3 separate regions of the Mus musculus genome follow, and regions 2 and 3 are each linked to region 1. A link is a loop called in an ENCODE intact Hi-C map of the cell type or tissue named here. Cell type or tissue: left cerebral cortex. All regions are shown on one strand.

The links. Hi-C counts contacts between places; a loop is a spot of excess contacts. Peaks named below come from ENCODE experiments on the same cell type or tissue, not always from the same donor. Only the 100,000 strongest peaks of a DNase experiment are listed, where the experiment ranks them.
Region 2: it touches region 1 in a loop (2.1-fold over the local background); 3 of 42 quality-filtered maps call a loop at or near these places.
Region 3: it touches region 1 in a loop (2.1-fold over the local background); 2 of 42 quality-filtered maps call a loop at or near these places.

The regions. Positions count from the first base shown.
Region 1 is chr7:74,864,955-74,872,954 of GRCm38, reverse strand. No RefSeq gene overlaps it. Among named protein-coding and RNA genes, the nearest start is that of 0610006L08Rik, 15 kb to the right of the region's middle. In left cerebral cortex, a CTCF peak has its summit at 3,325; DNase peaks (open chromatin) are centred at 3,288, 3,485 and 3,724; H3K27ac peaks cover 287 bases.
Region 2 is chr7:75,078,111-75,086,110 of GRCm38, reverse strand. No RefSeq gene overlaps it. Among named protein-coding and RNA genes, the nearest start is that of 4930533N22Rik, 52 kb to the right of the region's middle. In left cerebral cortex, a CTCF peak has its summit at 4,249 (motif pointing right); a DNase peak (open chromatin) is centred at 5,752.
Region 3 is chr7:74,704,630-74,712,629 of GRCm38, reverse strand. No RefSeq gene overlaps it. Among named protein-coding and RNA genes, the nearest start is that of Gm30459, 57 kb to the left of the region's middle. In left cerebral cortex, no CTCF peak of the experiment used is centred here; a DNase peak (open chromatin) is centred at 3,461; H3K27ac peaks cover 648 bases.

The DNA of each region.
Region 1 (8,000 bases):
TATTCCATGGGGTATAAGCTATTCTGTTCTGAAAACTTGTTTCTAATTCAGCTGTTGACTTGATATGGAACTTATGTCATGTGATGGTAGAACCTCAGGTCCCCGCTGAAGATACTTACGGTGATGCTCAGTACCATGTGCTCCTAATGAAATGCACAGGAGAGCATCAGGGAGGCGGAACATGTATCTATACCACTAGCTTCTGAGTTTGCCTTTGATGTTTTAGGGAAGTGGTTCCCAGCCTGTGGGTCATGATCCTTGGGTTCAAACAACCCTTTCCTAGGGATTATCTAAGACCATTGGATAACGCAGACATTTACATTATGATTCATAACAGTAGCGAAACTACAGTTATGAAATAGCACTGAAGTAATCTTATGTTTTGGGGTCACCAAACTGTCTTAGAGGGCCTCAGCAGTTGGAAGGTTGAGGATTCACTGCTCTAGGGAAAGCAGCTGTTTTCAGAGAAGATTTGGGTTCAGTGATTCTCTGTCAAAGCCATGGTCACTTTGCAACTTTACATGGGTGGCTGACTGCTGGAGCATATGCACAGGTGGAAGGCATTTGTCTTTTAATGATCAAGGGTTTGCTGTGGCCGCTTTTGCTCTGAAATGACATTCACTTGTCAGGGCTTTTAAAGCACAGGTTTCCTGGCAGATCTGTAGCCTCATCTTAACCCTTTATTCCTCCCAGTAAGAGTTCCATCTAGCTTATGAAATATTCAGAGTGAACCTGAGTCTTTTTAAGATTTTTGTGTTGTTTTGTTTTTTTAAAATATAGTAGGGCACCAGAAAATGAAAGTTTAGTGATCTTATTCCTAGCACAACGGTCTCTTTGCTTTTCTGTGTTCGTCTTTGGTTTACTATGAAAACTCCTTCCAAGACCTTTCACATGGCTGCCCCACGAGTCTCTCTGAACCCACTTGTAAGGACTTCTTTCTCATGTGTAGGTTTTTCATTATCTCATCAGCTTAAGATTCTACCACCGAGGTAGCACACCTAGTTGGTCACTCACTGAAAACCTGTCCGTCTCAAGCAACCCCATACGTACTCTATGCAATTAGCTTCAAGATCTCAAGTCATTTGGTAAGCTTCTCTCTGAAGATTTCCACTGAGCTGGATGCCCTTCCCCGAGTGGGCTCATGACTCACATCAGCCCTATTAGCAAATGTGGATGGCTTTCTCTAATTAAATCTATTCTTTCATCTGAGCAGCATGGCATTTTCAGTCGTGCTATTATCTGATTCTGTGCTCATAATGACACTTGGCCTTCTATGTAGTTGATATTCAGGAAGACAGTGTGACAGCCCCAAAGTCAGTGCTGTGCTGTGCCTCCCATGGGGCTTGGGACCTACAATGGTGATGCTTGGAGATTATGTAGAGCCTCTAAGAAGTTGGGCTTAATGGGAGTTTTTAGGGCAGGGGGTATTATTTTAGAAAAGAGTTCTGGTTTGACTTTGTGAGACGATTTGCCAGAAAAGCCCAAGGCAGTCTTTTGTTTGCTCATGTTGAGATGTGAGATATGATCCTACAAGTTTCTGAAATTCTATGAGGTATTTTGTTTGTTTGTTTGTTTTGTTTTTAAGACAAGGTTTTATACTACATTCATACATAGCTTCAGGAATAGTCTTTGGTACTAGAGTACCAAAAGAATAAACACAGGACTGGCATATTCAGAAACAAAGAGAGCTGGGATCAGGTCCTCTGGGCTTCCTGCTGGAGAAACCTCAACATCCTGGGAGTTCAGCATATTTATTGTATAGAGTTGAACAGAGAAGGAGGTTAGTTCATATAACAGGACATGGAAGTGGGGTTATTATATACTGTCTTAGTTTGCATTTTATTGCTGTGAAAAGACACCATGACCAAGACAACTCTTATAAAGGTAAACATGTAATTGAAACAAAACAAACAACCTCAAAACATAAACATTTAAGGCAATAACCTGAAACTTCAAACTTCTCTCACAAATAATCAGCACTGTCAATGGAGCTCAGCATGAACTTCCTGTGACTTCCTGTGTGACTTTCAGCTGGACATGGTGGCCTAATCAGAGATCAGAAGAGCCACTTCCAAGATGTTGGACCAAATTAAAAGTTGATGCTGGTTTTGATTTGGGCATTCAATCAAATCTGGGCACTAGGAGATTGGTGTTTTCTTTCTACATAGCTCTCTCTCTCTCTCTCTCTCTCTCTCTCTCTCTCTCTCTCTCTCTCTCTCTCCCTCTGTGTGTGTGTGTGTGTTTGTGTGTGTGTGTGTGTGTGTGTGTATGTGTGTTTGTTTTGCCCAGACTCCCTGAAAGCCGAGTGGGAACTTCAAAGCAGAAGTAAGCCAGCAAGTAGCAAGGACTTTTTACAACTCGGTCTTATAAGTTATGCTGTATCCCTCATTCTGGACTCTATTCCTGAAAGAAGTTGCAAAGATCCATGTCAATCCACCTTTACCACTCACTGACTCACCTCTTCCAAGTTACAAGAAGTCACTGGAGTCCTTATCTGCAAAATAAACTCAATAATAGTATCTCCTTCCTAAGGCTATCTTGAAAGCTTTATAGGTATGCTTCCTATATAGTAAGCAAGTTAATTATTACCTCATCTCATCAGGTTTCTGTATTAACTGTTTTTACAAAATCCTATTCATTTCAAATTTGCAGGAGGAGGTGAAGATCTGAGAGGTCTCTGGCTTATCCACAGGACAGTCACAGAAACTGAGATTTACCTCATATCTTTTCTTAGTCCAAGCATGAGTCTGTAACTGACCCCGTTTCTGCCTTGACTGCTGTCACACCACAAGATAGAGACTAAGACCAGTAAACCAGAGCATATCAGGACTGAAGAGCATAATGAAAAGCTCAGGGTTTCCTCCAGGAGGGACAGTAGAGAGAGGACCTTTCTGTGACAGTCACATCATATGGAAGCTTAGGGAAAGAATGATAACAGGAAACTGAGGCGGGCCTATCAGATGAAGGTTGAAAACAGAGACAATTAAACAATTAAAAGGTGAGCTAGGTTTACATCAGGTGCTTTACAAACAGGACCATGGTGTCTTAAAGGCATTTTTAATTATAATTCCAGAAGAAGACTCTGAAATTCATACAAGAGAAACACGTTTCAGAAGGTCAACATCAAGTAACTTTGTCTACTAGTGAGGCTGGTGATCATCCATTGTATCAGCTAGGGGAGGGAGCTGAGGGGGATGAACGTGCCTTCTCACTGAATTGCCTTCTCCTCAACAGTTGTCAAGGATGCGGGTGGGAGGATGGGTGAAACGTCAAGCATCCATCACTAGCTAGCTGGGGGTCACTATCAAGAATGGTGGGTGATTGGCCACTAGGGTGTCCCAGAAGCCTGAGAGATACCTTCCTGAACTAATATTCATAGCTATGATGTAAAGTCACATCTATGACCCCATTCTGCCTAACATTTCTTGGCATTACAATTCCAGAGAGCATTTTGTAGTCTTCTGATGCTTAGATAAGCCGGTTCTTATAGCTGCCACACTCGCTGAGAGTTGGAGACAGCGAAGAACTACATTTAGTTCTATTTATAAAGTAGAATTTTTCTTCTCCTGGCTATTTTTAAAATGCATGTGACATCTCTATCAGCCATAGACATCTATGGATTGTTACACAAGATATATAAAAGCCAACCAAAATGTTAAGGGACTTTTTCCATTTCATTCCAGAGGAAAATACAGTTCAGAGACTGGGCAGCCTTAAGCCTAGGCTCCACTGACAAGCTTTCAGTTCAGTTGGCGATTGTCTCAATGGAAAATACAGCTGTCCCTTGTTTTCTACAGAAGATTGTCTCCAGGGATGAGTACTGAAACCAGAATCCATAGATGCTCAATTGCCCTGCATGAAAAAACATGGTATTTGCACATAACCATGCTCTTCCTCCTGGACAACTTAAATTATCTGCAGCTTATTTACAATATGAACATAATACAAACATGATGAAAATGGCTGTTGTATAGCATAGGTTAGGTTTATACATTATAAATTATATGGCTAGGAGAAGATGACAATTAAAATGTCCACTCATATTCAGTATAGGTACATTTTTTCCCAAATACTTTTTAATCTATGGTTGGTTGAATCTAGAGAGGAAGAACTTGTAGTTGTGGAGGGTTAACAATAATTTGGAACAGAATTTAAAGTAAGGGAAGAAGAGAGAGAGGATAATATTTCTTCTAACCTAATGGTAAGAGGCTATTTGTGGAGAGAAACATGCTTTAAAAATAGAGTCACCTGTTTCTACTGCATATTCTAATTCTGAAGTAAAAGGTGTCCCTTTGGATTTTCAAAGGGGAGGGGATAGGGGAAATGCTGGTTACCATAGGAATGAAATATGTTCTTCCAATCAGAGCATTGTGAATTCAAGTGAAAACTTGGGATGAAGAGAAGGTGAATTCTTCCAAGTGAACAATCTACTGTCCTTCAAAAATCTGCTACTCAACTTGAAAGAACGAAATGCTCAGTGATACATATGCATTTGAGAATGATGAATTTCACCATCCTTTTCATGTGCTTGTTAGATAGCCACTAGAGATATTGAGCTAATCTATTCAAAACTCACCTTCTACACTAATTTAAAGTTAATTTCCATCCTTTCACTCATGCTTCAGAAACGACTGGGGAACTGTGGTTTTTGAAGCCATGCATGAAAACCTTCTGATTATGTTTCTTTGAAATACCTGATGGCAAGACGTTAAGATTTAGAATTAGACAAGAAAACAGTTGGATCTACTCTACTACTGGATTGTCTGAAAGTAACTAGTCATTCAGGTTTCTGAGATAAAGCTAAAGCAATACAGATTCCCTAGGGTTAAATAGTATTCTGTGTTTAAAAGCTTGTAGATCCTGATCCATAGCAGGGCAAGCGTTTTTTGTAGCTGTCACATTTGGTCTGGATGCTAGGCTTCTTATCTTCTCAATTTGATTAGCATTGCATATTCAGAGATTAAATCTCCTGAATTTGAATTACACACACCATTAGATATCAAATTACAATAATGTTAACATGCACACACACCCAAAATTTAAGATGAAAGTTTATGCTTTCTTTAACAAAAGGTCCCAGTATGTGGAGCACAAGACTAGTGATGGCATCAGGTGACCAGGCTTGCATGCAATGAATACAGAGCAGCTGTGAGTAGGCAGCTGGAACCTGAACCACTGGTGGGGCCACTCTTACTTCTTGCCTAGTGGGACACTTTTATTTCCCTATTTTCTATTTAACTGAAGCAAATAAGTACATATTTCAACCGAAAATAATTTATCAACAAGGCACCAGAACCTTTACTTGTTCTGCTTATTAATGTTACAGGTGCTTATGGAGCCGCCTAACCAGTATTTCCCATTCCTATTTGAAGCTTTGGTTTTTTCATCAGAATAAATAAGGATTGGAGCTGCACTGATGCCGCTCTCCGAGTCCCATTAGGTAACTAAGCTGTGTGTTACTGTGCGTTATAATCTAGATCTGAAATGTCCCTCACAACATGTTTTGAAAGCGTGTTCCCTATCTGGTAGCATGAGTTGTGATTCCATGGAACATTCAGTAGTTGGGATCTAACTACAGGAAGTAGTTACTTGGGGTGGGATTTTGAAGGCAATGTCTGACCTAGGTTCCACTGTGCTCATGGGTCTCCAGGTTGCATTCTGCTGATGGGTCCACCATGATATGACGAACCTCAGCAGCACACACTCACTCTGATGAAAGTAGGCTGTCCTGATAGGCTTTTTTTCTCCACTTTTTTTCTCCTTGGAGCAATCCGTCTGAAACTGTGAGCTGAAGTCAATCTTTCCTCCCTTGTTTCTGTCAGGTACTGGGCCATCGAGCGGAAGTTAACTCACTCAAAAATGTAGTAGTAGCATGTGGCTCTTCATGATGGTCAGTTTGTGAATTTCAACACTGGCCTTAGCAATTCATTTGAAATTTCAAGTTCATCAGAATGACTTTCTAGTCTCTTTATAACTGTCATCTGATGATAGGCTACTTTATATAATAATACACTTCTAGTCTTTGTTTTTCTCATGAGGAAGGAATAAGAAATGATAATTCTAAGGTATGTTCAGTAGGAACAGACAAACCACTAACTAAGACTTGGAAATAATAAGAAAAGTACTGAAGTTTTATGATTATAAATAAATTTCAATTTTTTTCACAGCTTGGGATAGAATGTAAACCCTTTTGCCTGCCAGGCAAGTGTTACAGGACTAGGCTACACCGTGGAGCTCTAAGTTAAATAGTCAATAATGAGGTTCAATATGCAGAGTATTGTTCCCATATTCATCCACAGATACGTGTAAACACCCTTATTTTATTATTATTTTAAATAATTATTTTATAATTAAAATATATTATTTCCCTTTCTGTTTCCTTTATCTAAACCTCCCATATACCCCACTTTCTTTCTCAAATTCATAGCATCTTTTCCTTTAACTGGTGTGTGTGTGTGTGTGTGTGTGTGTGTGTGTGTGTGTGAGAGAGAGAGACTGGATAACCAATTAGAGGGACCCTTCTCTGGAAGATTATTTCTCATGCTCTCAGCATTCCTTAGTAGCCCATAGTTCTTTGTCTAGAGCTGAGGCCCTATGACGTTTCCCCTCTTTGGTGGGGCTGTGTGTGTTCATATTCAGTCAGGCAGTATGAAGAGGTAACGTCATGGCTGTAGCTTCTCTGGCATTTCTTGGAGTTGAACTCTCCTATTCCTGTCTCTTACAATCCTGCTGCCCCCTCACAGGGGTTCCTGAGCCTGAGGAGCTGAAGTTGTGTTGTAGATGCCTCAGTTAGGGCCCACAAAGCACAATCATTCATTCTTAGTTAGGGCTGGGCCACACAGAATCATTTTATCTGCATTTTGATCACTTATGGCTTTCTGTAGTATTCGTCATCTGTTGTGAAAAGGCATTTCTAAGTGAATTTAAGGCTTATTCAACAAGAGCAACATCATGTCTGGTACTGGAGACTTAGCCAACTATGTGGGGCTGGTGAAGTCATGGATCTTTGAGGGAAACCTACAATGCCCACTTTATTAACCCAATGTAATTATTATTTATGGTTAGAAATAATTAATTAATTATAAAGATAAATTAAATATTTATTTTTATATCTACAGATAAGTATAGCTCTTACTCCCCAGCTTAATTTTGACCTTGCTCTCTTCATCTCTAAAGCATGTGTAATTTCTTCTTTATAAAAAAGCTGTCTTTTGGCTGAAAATGTAGCTGAGGAAGGCTTAGTAGCTGCACTGTTAACTGAAGGCCTCAGACTTCCTCCATTCTTATCTGCTATGCAAAAAGCCAAGAGTTCAATCTCTAGCACTCCCAAAATCTGACATTAAGGTACCCAACTGCAATTCCTTCACTTAGGAAGTAGAGCCTAGAAGATAAGGAGTTAACAAGCCATCCACACCAACACAGTGAATTTGAGGCTAGGCTTGGCTATGTGGGATTCTGTGTTGAAACAAAATCACACCCTGGATATTGAAACATTCTGAAAACACACACACACACAAAAATACGGCTGCAAAATAAATGAAAAAATATTAGGACAAAGAAAATATGATATTCATTTATTTTATTATGTTACCACTATGTAGCCCTACCTGCCCTGCAACTTGTTAGGAAAAGTATTGGTTCAGAAACCCTTTAACCAAATTCTCAACACAAAGGCTACCTGCTTGCAGAGGAAGATAGGGCAAAGAGTAATAGACAGAGACAGCAGATAGGGCATGAGGGAGAAGGGAAGAGAACAAAGGAAAGGGGTTGGGGGTTCTGTCCTGGAGGGAAAAAGACTACCTCTGGATAGAGGAGACAGATGTGGCACATAAGAAAATGGCAGTTTATACAAGTACAAGGGGATAATTTTTGTTAGGATGAGGTGTTTAATTTTAATTTGGCATATTAAGTAGGACAGCCAAAGGGGGCTTTTGATTGCTAGACATCAACACTTTGGTAGCTGAACCTTGGTAGTGAACCTCGGGAAAAGGAAGTGGCCA
Region 2 (8,000 bases), 210 kb before region 1:
AAAGTTGTCTGAATTTTTCATTTGTCATTTGTAAACATGAACTTTCATTAGAGGGCTCTGAGTAAGCTGCAGTTTCACCAAGTGAGTGATGACCCTTAGCAGTGAACCACTTAACCTCCCTGGACACATTATTGTTTAGACTCACTTAGGTACAAGAGAAACGATGTACCACTAGTACATTGTATGTCATGGGTTAGTTTATGTTTCTGATGTGTATCACAGAATCCAATCGCACACATATGGCCAGGTCTCAGAACCCTCAAGTCAAGAACTTATCTCTCAGGGCTCCCTCTATTCCTTTTATCTATAATTCGCTCACCATGCTAGCTATTTTCTTCTTACATTAACAGGCAATGATGGACTTTGTGTGCAATCCACGACAGGACTATAAATATACCACGAGATCCCAACCTCTCAGCAAGCATTCCGATGCTGACTTTCTTGGATCAAGGTCCAAGATTTCTATGCCTGCACTGTAGGTGACCTGCAGTAGATAGTGGCCTAACTAACAGGGATTACATCACATCAATCTTGATGGAGGGATCAGATGTGGGAGGAAGGCCTTGGAAGAGATCCATGGGTTCTGAAGATGAAAATAGGCATAAAAGCAAGAAACATGTTCATATATTAAACCATTTCCTGAGCAAACATTGATTTCATTACTTCTGGTGAGTTAAGTGAATTTATTTCTAATTAACTAATTAATCTTATGTATTGGATTGCGCTGTTTTCATGTGTATCTGCGCACCATGTGCCTGCATGATATCCTCAGATCCTCTGGGGCTGGAGATTGCTATGATCTGCATGGAGGTGCTAGGTATAGAACCTTGGTTATCTGGAAGAGCAGGCAATTCTCTTAACCATGGAGCCATCTCTCCAGTCTCAAGTCATTACATTTTGTAGGAAGTATGTTGTAGATATTTAATCTATGAGCTGTTAGTTTCCATTACTAATTGAATCTAGTTACTTAGAGAAATCAATTATTTTCTCAGACAACTATTCCCTGAAAAAAATATCTATTTACATTGATCTTTTCCCTAAGCAACTTGCAGTAGTAGTAAACACTTGCAAGGATGACTACATTTGGACTCTGTCTCTCTTTTGTCTGTGTGCATGAATGTGTGTGTGTGTGTGTGTGTGTGTGTGTGTGTGTGTGTGCGTTTGTATACATATGTGTGCATACCTTTTCAATCCTCAAACTTGTCACATGAGAAATGTGAGTATGCAAATTTGCCCAAAGAGTTTGAAAAATTGTTTAAGGTCAAGAGATTATAAGTGGTGGAGCTTGGATTAATGAAGATATAATGGAGATATATTTAAATTAAACATGTCAAATAATAACAGATTACATAAATGTGGTATAATGCCCTATAAATTGGAGGAGGTTTAAGGATGACATAAACTAATTTCATAAAAATTATAACATTAACACAGAGAGTTGCTACTGTTCCACTACCAGAAAAAATGGTTTTAAAAGTTCCCAATAACTTTTTGGTAGAGGTACTTAAAAATTAGACTACTTAGAGGTAATTATAAAAGGGTAGGGAGAAATAAGAAAATTTGGGCGGTATTCAGATGTGAGAGGGCAAAATTCCTCAGGACTGTGCCAGAGAGTAGATCCAGTAAGGACTGGCTTCTGAGTTTGTTCTTTTGGGAAATTCTACTAACGATTAATTCAGCCTGGACTCAAAACCCTGGGTCTTTCACAGCAGTAACATCCCAGTGGTCCCAAATCTGCAGTAACAGCATCCTCTGAGGGATCCAGCCTGAAGCTAATGTTTGATAATACATAGTGGGAACTGCTGCTGCCTGTCACAAAGTCACTATATGAAACACTGGCAGGAGGTGACTGTGCTGCCTAGAAAGACCTTATACAGTTCATGCAGTGATTTTGTTTTTGGGTGGAGTTCTTTTGTTTTTGTCATGATAAAGTCAGTCTTATTTATATTCTCAGAAAATATTATACATGCACAACACATTTTGTTCATATTTACCTTTTCACTCTTCCCTCTAACTCCTCCCAGATCCACTCCCATGACTGCCTTCCAACTTTATGTCTTTTTTTTCAAGTTCATCTAGTTCAATTAGGATAGCCTGTATATGCATAGGTATGGGGTCATCTACTGCAATACAATCAACCAACCAGGATGCATACTTCTAAAGAATCCTGACCCCTCTGATATAAATAAAGAATTTAAAGACATTCTAGAATTCACTGAAAATGAAAATGAAACATACTGAAACTTTAGGGGCACAATGAAAGCTGTGCTAAGAGGAAAATTCATATCCAAGTGCCTACATAAACCGTTTTGCAGAGGTCTCATACTAGCAAAGTAACAGCACACCTGAAACCTCTAGAACAAAAGAAGTAAGCACACCCAAGATGAATAGACAGAAAGAAATTATCAAACTGAGTGCTGAAATCAATAAAATACAGAGAACAATAAAAAGAGCCAGTGAAACAAAAGAGTTGGCTCTTTGAGAAAATCAACAAGATAGACAAACCTTTATCTAAACTAACTAAAAGGTAGAGAGAGAATATCCAAATTAACAAAATCAGAAAGGAATGGGGATATAACAACAGAGAATCATAAAGATATACTTTAAAAATCTGAACTCCATCAAACTGGAAAATCTAAAAGACATGAGTAACTTTATCAATAGTCACCATTTAACAAAGTTAAATCAAGATCAGGTAAACAATTTAAACAGGCCTATATTGCCTAAGAAAGAGAATGCAAATAGATCTATACTTATCACCCTGAACAAAATGTAAGCCCAAGTGAATCAAAGACCTCAACCTGAAGCCAGATACACTGAAGTTGATAGGAGAGAAAGTGGGATTTAGCCTTGAATGCATTGGAACAAGAACAACTTTCTGAATAGAACACTAAAATCTGCAATGAATAAATGGTATGTTATGAAAAACAAAAGTCTTCTGTAAGGCAAAAGTCACCATTAAAAAAAGACACATAACAAATGGCACTCTACTGAATAGGAAAAGATTTTCACCAACTTTGCATCTGTCAGAAGGCTAACTTTCAAAATGCATGAGAATAGTTAAGATAAATAACACTAGTGACAGCTTATGCTAGTAAGGATGTGGAACAAGGGAAACACTTTTATATTGCTGGTAGGAGTGCAAACTTGTATAGCCACTATGGAATCAATATGGTGGTTCCCCAGAAAATTTGGGAATTGATCTACCTCAAGATTCAGCTAAACTACTCTTGAGTATAGACCCAAAGGATGTCTCATCCTATCACAAAGACCCTTGCTCAACCATATTCATTGTGACTTTATTTATAATATCCAGAAAGTGGAAACAATCAAGATATCCCTCAATTGAAGAAAAGAAATAAAGAAAATGTGGTACATGTACACAAAGGAGTGTTACTCAGATAAACATGGTATATATTTGTTTATAAGTGGATATTAGGTATTAAGTAAACAATAGCCAAAATACAATCCAAGGACCCAGAGAGGATAGATAAAGATGAATGGCCTAAGGGCAACACATGGACTTCACTGGGAGACGGGATTAAAATAGGTTTTATGGGCAGACTATAAGCAACTGGGCATGGAAGCATGGGAATCAGGTATGCAGTGGGGGAGAGGGAGTGGAGGGAGAGATTTCAGAGAGAGATGGCTGGGATTGGTTGGCATTTGGGGGTTGTGTGGAAACCCAGTGAAGTGGAAACTTTCTGGAATGTATGAAGGTGATTCTAATGACTATGAGTAATGGGGGATATGGAGTCTCAACTGACCATCTTTTGTCACTAGGCAAGGCTTCAGGAGTGGGTTACATTCAATGGAGCTGTTGGCCTAGGTGGTCCATGGAAATCCCCAAACAACCCAGGCTGATGCTAAGTCAAAGGATTGCTGTCCACAAACTGACAATGGGCCCCATGGCTGAGGATAACATCCACACAATTCATTGAACTCAGAGAAATCAAGTTGGTGCCTACATGGAGCCTTTATCCCTAATCTCTAGTTAATTTGGGATAGGAAAGTACTCTGTAGTCTACCAAAAGAGAAATGTGGACTCCAACCCAACTACAGATTGTTGGCTGGCTTGGTCTGTGCAGGTCCTGTGCAGACAACCACAGCTGCTGTGTGTTCATGAGCACAGTGATTGTCCCTGCAGTCTGTACAGTGTTCATCTCACAGGTCTCAGAGCCTGTGTTGGAAAGGTCTTCATTTCCCATCATAACTTGGAGTCAGAACTGAATTCAGTTACATATCTGCCAGTAGGTGGCAGATCAATGAGTGATATCTAAGTCATTTAAACATGCATCTCAGGTTTCTGAGGAGTTTGGGGGGACCACTGACTAGGGAAAGGCATATTCTGTAATCAAGAGAATTTGATTTTGGTTCAAGCACCTTTACTTACAAGCAAGTGAATTCATTCTAGTCATAAAATAAGATGATCACAGAAGTCATTTAGTTTAGCTCAACTTACTCATTTTGATGATGGAATAAAAAAAAAAAATGAATGAACATGGTTAAGAACACGTGGCTACAGAATGCCAGTCTCCAGGTTTTCAGAATTCTCTGAAAAATTGCTCTTTCCATTGCTTCTTGTCAGTGCCCACTTTATCTCATTGTTCTCGTTTCCATAATAGATATAATGACATTTATGTTCCTACTTAAAATAGAACTTGCCTAAGATGAAAAGCACATCAATTAAACAGCATTTTTGTAGATTAAAATGTTGCAGATTATTCAATGCTATTATCTTCACCATTGATTTTATCATAACTTCTGTCCTGTATATTAAATATCCTCTGGGTATTGGATTTTAATGCCAGGAGGACCATTCCTTCCACAACCTCATTTTGGATGAGGACACCAAGGTCAAGGGAGACCTGTGTGACTTGCAGAAGGTCACAGGTAATCAAACAAGTCCTCCTGCATCGTGATTCCCTGAGGATTCACATCTCAGGGAGTGGCTCCCTTGAAATGCTTCTCTGAAATGTGGCTGAGGCTGCTGTCTACTTCCCATGTAATTTCCCCTCTGGTATTTGACACCACAAACGGAAGCACAAGGCCAGATGCTTAATAGCTCCTAAATGGAGCTGATGAATGATAAAATGACCTTTCCCCATCTCTTCTGTGGGTCACTGTGTCTCCTCCAAAGTCATTGATTTTTGTTGTGTTATTCCCTTATTTCCACACTGGGAATTACATAAATGATATGGAAACAGCAGACTACTTATGGGAAGCTGGAATATAACAGGTCTAGATTTTTTTTTCAGGAATTGGCAGCTAAATGATGATAATTGGTATACTTCTAGCAGAACAGAAAACTATAAAATATAAAGGGAAAGTTATTCTTGGTCATATTATCCGTTCTTTCTTTAAATGGTAGAATTTATTTCTCTCATATCATATACAATGTTTTATCATTGCAGAAAAAATTTAAAACTATTTCTCATTTCTATCTTTACCGAATGAATATTCCAGGTTCATTTTGTGTATTTTTCTACCTCAACCGTAAAGTCAGCTATGTCTCCAAGGAGCTCTGGTTATTTGGAGTGGAGAACAGGTTTAGAAACCAAGATTTGGCCTTTAAGTTTTGTCTTTGGCCAACAAAGCAAAAAAATAGATTATGTGTTTGTGTATCCATAAGCATGGCTATTATGCCTATATTAGAAATGACACAAGCTTTTCTTAGTGTCTACAGCTTTAAGTCCTTCCCACATAGATCACTGTAGCATTCTTGCTTGAATTTCCCACTCCAATAATGAGAAACTTGGCTGACACCATCTGCTATCCATTTATGTAATTGTTCAGTTCTTGATGATATATGTAGCAATGCTACAACTCTTAACTCAGTCAGTGCATTTTTATTTTATGTTATTTTTTCTGTTCATATTAGTAGTTAACACAACAATGGTGGCATGCATACCTAACACTAAACAGCAAAATTTGATCAACTTAACTTACATCCTGATAAACTTTGGAACACTTGAACTTCAGCTCTCCTCCCATCTTATTCATTACATGGCACTTTAATTCTCTGTGTATGCGTGTGTGTTCATAGGTATACATTACTGCATACTGTTTAGTTTATGTTTAAAGAGAATGTAGTTTTCTTCATTCTCCATTCTTTCTTAAATCCTGGCTTTTAATCTGAGATACCCTTTTCTTCGTTTGAATATATCTTTTAGCCTTTCCTTCAGTGAGAATCTTTTGATCATGAATTTCAACTGAAGCTTGTGTGAAAAGTTTTTATTTTGCCTCTCACTCTTCTTTGCAGATAATCTTCTTAGGTACAGAAACTTTGACTGCTATGAAGTTCCTTTCAGCTCTCTGAAAACAACTGCTTTCTATTTTGGCTTTGCTTGTTGTTACTGAATGAAGTCCATCCCCAGTTTACTTCCACCCATTGAGGGAGATCTATCTCTAGGTCCTTTTATACATGTCTTTTGGTTATTATTATTATTTCAGTATGGCCATGTCACATCTATTTCCACAACATGAATGTGTATATAAATATATGCATGTGGGCACACACTGGCACATACACTCACACACACACACACCCCTCCACACACAGAACTCTTCCTATTTATCCCGATGGATATTCTAAGCCTGTGGGGGTCAATTTCACATATTACGTCTAAGCATCTCAGCCATTACTGCCTTAAACACTGCCTTTGTTTCCTTTCCTGTCTCTTCTTCTTCAGCCATTCAGGTTATACTTCTCTGTGTTTGTGCTACTGTGCTGTGTCTGGGAAATGCCATTTTCTTTTTTAATCTCTTTCTGGATATGTCAAATTTGCTGTCCAGCATAAGCACTGAGTTCTTACATCCGTTTGTTTTGTCTTTTATATCCAGAAATTCTAAGTGCTTCTTTCAAATCTATTATAACAAGCTGTTTTTAGTGTCCTACTAACATTAAAAAATCCCTGCCCCATTTTGTTCAACTGTAGTAATCATGGTTATTTGATTAGTTTATAGTTGAACTGCCTGCTTCCTGCTTCTTCTTATTCTCCATGTCCATCTGGTTACCTGTGATCACAGCTTTGGGAAAATTATTTGACCAGACTCCCCTAGCTCAAGGATGAATGTGCTTTCTGGGTTCCCTACAGAGGGCTTTTCACTCGTATTTCTGGCCCATTTCAAGTGAGTCTTACCTGAGAGGAGGAGGAGGATAATAAGTAGTTTTTAGCGTATCACCCCAACCTTAATGCTCCTGGTCTCAAGGATAACTTGGGATGGAATTTCCCCCTCTACCTCCGCACAGCCAGATGATGGAGTCTAAGCAATTACCATTGGCAAATAGACCCAGGCACACACTCTGCTTACTACAATCGTGATTTATACAGCATACAATAATATTATATATTTTGGCATTTTTGTCTTAACATTATAGTTGTTTCCTTGTCCTATCAAAACTGTTTGTATTTTTATATTTTCAATCACATTAATAATGTGATCAACTTTTAACACAATTATAAACCATCAGTAAATTGTGATTACTCTTTTAGATGCCTCATGACAGAAAAAAAATGAAAATTTCAAAAGGGCACAATTAAAACTTCAACTTGCAAATGGAAAACAGAAAATTGGATTTAGTAATTATAATAGATGAATTACAAAAACAAGGGCATGTCAATCCCACTCAATGTAGCTAAGAAGTTAAATATTAATATTAAGAGGTGCCAATTAGTTGCTAGATTTTGATTTCTGGTTTACCTTCCTCTGGTGAGTGCTAATGTGTGTGTGTGTGTGTGTGTGTGTGTGTGTGTGTGTGTGTGTGTGTGTACCAGATAACAATATCAAGATTCATCTTAACAGACATTCACCTTATTTTCTTAGGGTCTTAGGTCCTTGGGTTTGCCAATTATGCTAGGTTTGCTGGCCACTGAGCCACAGGGACTCCCCTGTCTGCCTTTCCAGTGAGGGGATTACAAGTGTTTGACACTGTGAGTAGCTCTTTAAAATAGGTTTTCTGGGTTGAACTTTGGTCTTCATGCTTGAATGAAAAATAT
Region 3 (8,000 bases), 160 kb after region 1:
AAGGAAAATACCCAATTGATAAATAACATTTCCCCAAACTTGATGGGTATTTTTCCTTCAAATAGTGACAGTCAGTAAGAAGGAAAAAACCCAATCCTTTGAATGAGAAAATTTGCAATCATATATATTTGATGAGACTTAGTTTTTATATATACAGATTCCTTTATATCTTGCTTATTCGGGGGTATAGAGGTGAGGGGGTGAGGGGGTTTTGTGATGTGTATGAATACATATTAGTTTGTGAATGTGGGAACCCAGATGTGGAGGTCAGTTTACCTTGGGTGCCAGCCCATTTCTTCCACTTTGTTCAAGATAGTATCTTCTATTGTTCACCACTGTATATACCAGGATAACCAACCTGGTGTTTCAGGGATTCTCCTGTCTCTGCCTCCTATCCATGTAGGAATACTAGCATCAGATGCACACTGCCACTTCTGCCTCAGGTGAGTTCTGGAGATCTGAACTCAGGTCCACACAGCTTGCACACCAAGCGCATTACCCACTGAACCAAACCCTCAGCCCATCTTAAAAATGGGAAAAGGATTTGAATAGGCATGGGAAATACTAGAAAGTCCATGAAAAGAGCCAGAACTCACACAGAGCTGTAAACAGCTAATATCAATATGCTCACTTTAGAATGTATGGTGGCACCTTCTTAAATGACTTAGCACCTACCCTTTTATCTATCCAAGCCTATGTACTTACCCAAGAGGAAAATATGCAATCAGCTGAGAATTTCGAATTCATGCTCATAGCATTAGCTCATCAGTTGGTGAATAGATACAGAAGAGAGGACATGGCTTGATGATTGACTATTTTACAGTAATAAAAATGAAACATTAATGCAGAATACAAGATGGGTCAATCTTCAAAATGGTATGCCGAGTGAAAGAAACTAGCCTTAAAGGACCACATGTGATTAACTTCCAATTACAAGAAGTGTCCTGAAAAGGCAAATCTATAAACACAGGAAGCAAATAGGCAGCTGCCAAGGCCTGAGTGACAGGAGTGAGCAATGAGGAATGACCGCTAATGGGTAGAGTTCCCTCCCATGGGATGGAAATATTCCAAAGTTAGATTGTGGTCATAATTGCACAGTTTTATAAACATGTTTAAAAACCAATGCAGTTCTACACTTTAAAATTGTCTGAAATTTTGTAGTATGTAAATTATACGCCAACAAAGCTGTTCACGGTTTTTGTAAGATCCCATGAAGATCGTTTGGCATCTGCTAATTAAAGTGGTTTTCTGTTTCTTTTCACATTCTGCCTTTTATCTTCTTACCATTCCCACCTTTTGGTGAGGCTACTGCACCAGTTCAATCCTTCCCATCCCATTATTTTCTAATAATGTAATGTTGACTACTAATGAGTACGTGTAGGACTGGGCATATAGCTCAAGTGGTAGAGTGTTTGTTTGACACGCACAAAGTTCTAGGTTGAATCTTATGCCCTGCATAAAACTAGGCACAGTAGTCCATGCTGTAATTCCATCAGTTGCGAGCTAAGGCAGGAGCATCAGGAGTTCCAGGTCAGTCTCAACTACATAGCTAATTTGGGGTCAACTTGAACTACATAAAGTCCAGTTTCAAATTCAACATAAAAATAAACGTGTACACTTAGAAATAAAAATGTGTATGTTTCGTCAAATTGCAAATAAATGCTTCCTTGCCCTTGAGGATCTGCTGTCCCACCCCCTAGATGTATCTGTTGTCCATGGTTTCATAGGGATCTCTTCAGATCGCAGTGGTACACACACAGCCTATTTTCTGTGCTTCTGTATACTTGGGGCTACACATTGTCCTATACCATACTTGTCTTAGGGAGTGCTGCATTTGGAAGCTATTTTCATATATGCACGTATGCACCAATCAAGCCTACTGAATAGTGTAGCATCTGTTGATATTTCTGCTATAATCATATTTATATTTAGGCTCTCTCCCCACATGTATGGTTTCATTTCATATAAAAATAAACAGCTCCATGTAGTAGTTACTAAGAAATCAGGCATGAAAAGTCATATGACTCATTTTGGATGTTAATAAATGTAATGAAATAGCCCTACAGAATAATGTGAGATTGTATCCTCTGAGGGTATGAGAACTATTGTATATTTGAGAGCCTCTTTGGGGCTAGGTCAGATTGTACCCTAATTGTACCCTCTCTTACACCACAGGCTCAAGTTTAAGCAACGTGCCTAAGACATGTGGATGCATGCTCTTAATACAAAGATGATTGTTCTGCAGCTTTCCCAGACTCACGACACAGATACCATTGATATGCAAATAGCCTATTACAGCCCTGTCCAAAATAGAGCCACATAAACTCTCGTTCTAACTTTGCGGCTCTGACTGAGGGTCCAGCTATCCTTTTGTATTCCTGCTTAACCTTGAGGGAAGTCACTCCACTTCTGACAGCTCCTGTCACCATACTGACTTAAGCAGCTGGTGCGGATAATGGTGACAGAAGGTGGTGTCAGCCACGTGGGAGACTCAAAGTATTTGTGCCACAGGAAGGGCTGGAGAGTGGAAAATAGTAATTGGGTGTTTGAGAATTGATAGGGAACCACTAAGAACAAAATGCGATTGTCAGCATCTTTGGCTTCCTTGAAGATGCTCTGATGTAAGAGGGGTGTGGTTTGACTTTGAGACAGGTATCACCACTCCTTTGGCTCTTCTTCTTCTTCTTCTTTTTCTTTTTCTTCTTCTTCTTCTTCTTCTTCTTCTTCTTCTTCTTCTTCTTCTTCTTCTTCTTCTTCTTCTTCTTCTTCTTCTTCTTCTTCTTCTTCTTCTTCTTCTTCTCCTTCTCTTGTTTCATGGTTTGTAAACCTAAAACTCTGATCAAAGATGAAGCTTTATTCACTTCTGATGCTAAAATTTCTAATAAGCAACTTGAAAATTTAGGGTCAATTGTAGTTAAGAGAAATAAACACCATTTTAATGAGGATAATTTTGGTTCTGGTTCATATATGAGGCTTAGCTGACTCTGTATATATTCCTTAGTATAGATTTAAATTTCTTTCTCCCTGAGCTTAACCATATTTGACTTTAAAAAATTTAGAACAGCATTTTAAGAATTAGTCCTTTGATCTTAAACTTTGTGTACTTTTTATGCCTTTAAAATGAAAATAAAAATTATTTGTGGAATAATTAAGCTGTGTCCAGTGGAATAATTATGCCCCCTCCCAAGGGATGAAAAACAGGGCTGGGGGATTTGAAGCAGCCTTAAGAATATAATTCTGTGCTATAGGGCTACAAAAATCCTGCCTGATTTGTAAATTTGCGTTTCCATGGTAACATGAGAGTGTAGTTAAATAATCCTCACTTGTCTAGGACTGAATTCCAGCAACTCTTCCTAAACCTTCATCCTATTCTAATCCCACAGCTGTTGCCATGGAAATGATCAGATAAGATTCAGTCCTGGAGGCAGATGGGCCTGCAGTGGGAGCTAAGTCCTGGCCTATATATTGGTTCCGTTTGGTTTTTCTCCCAATCTTTGCTTTGCAGCAACCGGTCTCCACACACGAGAGGTTAATTTAACAGGAAGTCCTGACAACCAGGCTGTGTGCTTGAGCATCTGGTGCAAATGAGGAAAAGTCAGTTCCAAAACACTGCTGAGGAACGAAAACTCGGTGATGCCTCCAGTCTCCTTGTTTCTGGACACTTAGAGTAAAAACAACAGCAGAGGCCTCACCGAAATCCTACACACACAGATGGTCCCCAGGGCCAAGAAGAATGGGTTGCACCAGGCCACCCCACCCTGTACTTTGCCAGCAGAGGTGGCAGCATTCCTGGGCCTTTGCTAGGTGCCCCCAGGACTCTTGCCTGCTGCATCAGCAATGTCCTGACAGGGTTTTTCCATGCTTCAGTCAACATCCCTTTTCCAAGGGCATTCTTGTACATAGAAGCATAGGAAAATCTAAAGTTTAAAACATTGCTTCTAAACCAGATTCAGTCGAAGCTGGTCTGGGATTAGGCTGGTGAGAAGCCAGACTTCATCTCTCTCCTGGGAGCATGTGTGACATCATTGATCATGAAGTCTTTCTCCAGAAACTTCATTAGCCTGAAAGTCAGTTCGCCTTTCAGCGAGGCAGTGAGGCAGATTTCCTGCAAGGGGTGGCCCTGGTATGTCACAAGAACAAGAGAAACTTAACTGGGAAACACAGAGCTGGGAGAAGTGGAAGGAGATTGGAGGATCTCTAGATATGAGTTAGTATGAGCAGTTTCGCCAGAAGAGGCTGAGGTTGGGGTTTCCATGCCTTTCAGTTTCTCTATGGGTAACACCTTATCCTGCCTTTAATTTAATGATGGATGAAGGAGTCTCAGCCATCTTTTGTTGTTGTTGTTGCTCTTTCCCTGGACGGGATCAGTTTAGTTCTTATTAGCTATGCCCTTTTGGAAGCGTCATTCATATATCCTACATGCTGGCATCATCGTTTAGATGAAATAAGGCATTCAATAAATATCTGTTTAATTCTAGCACTGATGGAGGAGGGGTGTCCCAAGGCCCAACCCTATCTGAGGAGCTATTGGTTGCTGGGAAAACGGGAGCCTTTTCCTCAATGATCAGTCCATTGGTAAGTTGGATAACTATACTCCTGCAAACCACCATGACTAAGCTCAGCTGGTCTTTAAAAATTATATGGAAGTGGGAGGGGAACAGGGAAGAAGGAGGGATGCAGAAGGAGTAAGGAGTTAATAAAAGGACGATAGGGGGATAATATGACCAGAATATGTTCTATGTGTGTGTCGTATTAAATTGTCAACAGTAAGATTAAAAATAATCACCTGTTGAATTTATGAATGGATTATGTGATTTGAGACTGGATTTCAGAGTCCCATGAATATCAAGCAATCAAATCAGAATTGTCTTATTCTTGGGGTTTCTCTCACCATAGTTACAGTGACAACTTTTAGAACCTGTGTATAATGCTTTCTCTGGGAAAATTGTTATATTTTTGGTGGCAAATGTTATGATCTTCAATGACATGGTGCATAATTTCATTTTCTCAACTTTCATAAGTTTTCTGACACTAGAAACAGCTAAGTATTGCTGAGTTGAGCATTCACAATCCCTTGAGAGAATATAGTCCCAGATGGGACCTAGCCCTGTGCATCTTCAGTCAGATCAGCTGGGCTCCCAATATTCATGGGTCCTCTTCACAACATCTCTGAGATTCACCCTCTCCCAAGTGACCATCATCTTTCCCTTAAGCCAGATGCCTGTGAATTGGTGTCCCTGGCTTCTTTTTAGCCTGGTCCAGTGCTTGAAGCAGTACAATACTTTAAAAATCTCTATCTGATCCTGTCACTCTCTTTTACAACTTTCCAATGACTCGCTTCTATCCCTGGAATAAAGTCCAAATCCTTTTCCAGGTCTCTACAATCAGCAGACAGCAGTACATCCCAGAGTTCCTCTGTATTCTTCATGCCCTTGACATCATGCCTTGGTCCCCAGAGTGCACACATGATTAGAGGGCTTCAGCCTCTTCTTGCTCTAGGCTGATGCTATGCACTCTCTAGCTCTGAGCTCTGAGCTGCAATGTTGTTTCCCAGTATAAGCCTTCCCTGTGTTCCACACTCGCTGTAATTCCCTATTGTAAGCTCTGCTTGCACAGTGCCCGCACATTTAGAGGGATTCATCACAGTTGTTGCCACACAGAACACACAGAATGCTTCCATTAGTCTCATCTGGAATGTACATTCTCCAGGAAAAATATGGAACTTCTCTTATGCAAAGTATAGATCAGTGAAAATAATGTCAATGAAAATACTGTCTTTGAAAGTAAGTGGTCATTGCAAGGATCACTGATGGTCAAGGTCATATGTGGAAGAAGAAGCACTTTCAGGTTCCGTTCAAATATTAAGTACTTACGTGTGCCATAAATATGTATCAAAGTATTACTGGAATCACACTACACACATTTTCTAAGTTATATAAGATCAAGTATATGTATGTGCCTAACCCTCCTCCAAAGTAGGTCTCACATGCCAAGTTTTATACTTTAAGAATGCTTCATTCATAAGATTTAACTATTCTGTCTCTTCAGTCTGGTAGGGTTCTACAGGTATCTTTCTGCAGTGAAACAGTAATGACAGCTATTTGTCTTGGGTCATGGATTCTTCTCAGGCCAATTACTTTCCCCTTGCTCAGTTGAACCAAAGATGTTTGGCCTCAGAATCAATGGGGGAGGGGAGCTGTGGAGAGTATAGCAGGTACACAGAGTGAGTTGCAGTACAGAGTCAACAAGGGCTCAGCCAGTCCCTATGGAACTCTAGAGCTGGGTGGACCTCCAGGGTTTTTGTGCATTGAAGGGATGGGGCTAGCCACTGAATACCTGCATTAGCTAGGGTTATTACATGAAAGCTCTCCCAGGAATAGGTATGCTTTTGGGTGAGGCAGTTTTTCTAATGTGAAGGCAGTTCAGGGAACACATTCAGTGTGAATAATGAACAGGAAACACACAGCTAAAGGTTGAATGTCTCTGACTTGGGCAGAGCACTACAGTACCCACCACAAGGAAAGTGAACTTAGTATTTCCTGTATTCCTTCTTTCTTGTCTTCTCCTGTCCTTTTCTCTTTAGTTGAAGAAATTTTCTATTAATAGTATTATTATTATTATTATTATTATTATTATTATTTATATAGCAATGATTTTGCCCACCTCCTACCTGGCCCTCTTTAGTTCAACTCTATTAACATAAAGCAGTGGGTTGTGGGGAAGACGAGAAGATGCCAGGTGTGTTTTGTTTCACAGACCTCTATCATTTTCATTCCCATCAGGTTCTGATGAGTTGGTAAATGCAAGAAGAGATGGTCTTCCCCTCCAAGGATTAAGTGCATCTCCTGAGGATAAGAACAGAAACACTCATTCTCATTTTGAGATGGAGAGGAATAATAAGTGTTGGTGAGTGTGAGGCAGGATCCCAAAAGCTTTTGATCCCTTTTGGCCATTCTTTTGGAATAAACCATTTATTGCAGGTTGAATATGGAAAATGGCTTGCAGAGGGATTTCCAGACCTTCCTAAAGTTTCAAAGATTCTATCTCAGGCCAGACAGAGCAGCTGGAGCTAAGGTTGGGTAGAGTCAGGAGATATCTAACAAGCAAGTCTGCTCCCCATGTCTCCCTCAAGAGCCCAGGTGCTCCCTGAATTAGATTTAGGCTAACTAAGTGCCAGTACTTTCGGTCATGGTAGTTTCTCCAAATTTGTGCACCTCTCACATGCACTAGACAGACGCAGTTATTTATGTATACATACCTTGTTGCATACTTTCTTGCTGTGTAGTCTCACACTGCTCTCTATTTTCCTGGGGCTCTGTGCCCCCTTCCCATCCCTCCTCCTTTCTCTGCCCTTCTAGTGTAGCAGCATGGTGCTATCCCAGGGGGAATGTCCCTCGATATGAAGGGAAAGTGGTGCAAGCATGCTTTTCCCACTTGCCTCTGCCTCTTCAAACACAATCCCTAACCAAGGCCCAGAGCAATTTGTTGTCCAAGCTCTTGTTTTGTGCACATGCTACCTTAGTTCAGAGCTCTTACATTTCCCCCAAAGAAACTGTTAAAACCATGTCACATTTCTGGAACGCCTTTCCCTTTGGAACCAGTGTGACTAAAGTCTCTCTCTCTCTCTCTCTCTCTCTCTCTCTCTCTCTCTCTCTCTGACTAACATTGCTATTTTGGTATCTGGACAGAATCTAGAATCACATAAAAAATTAGGCAAACTTTCTGGAAATAAGTCAGTTGATGGATATTTATTATTTATTTATTTATTTATTTATTTATTTATTTATTTATTTATGATTCATGATGCACAGTCTCCTGTCATTCAGAAAGAAAATCTAGTCATTTACTTGTGTCCCAAATGTCTCCATTAAAACCTGACAGCAGAGAACCCACAGTGGGTTCAATCACCACTCCACACTACGACACTGAATACCTGCCTGCCAAGTGAACATCAGCTCTGTGCTTCCTGCCCAAGGCATGGAGATAGAAGACGAGCTGGA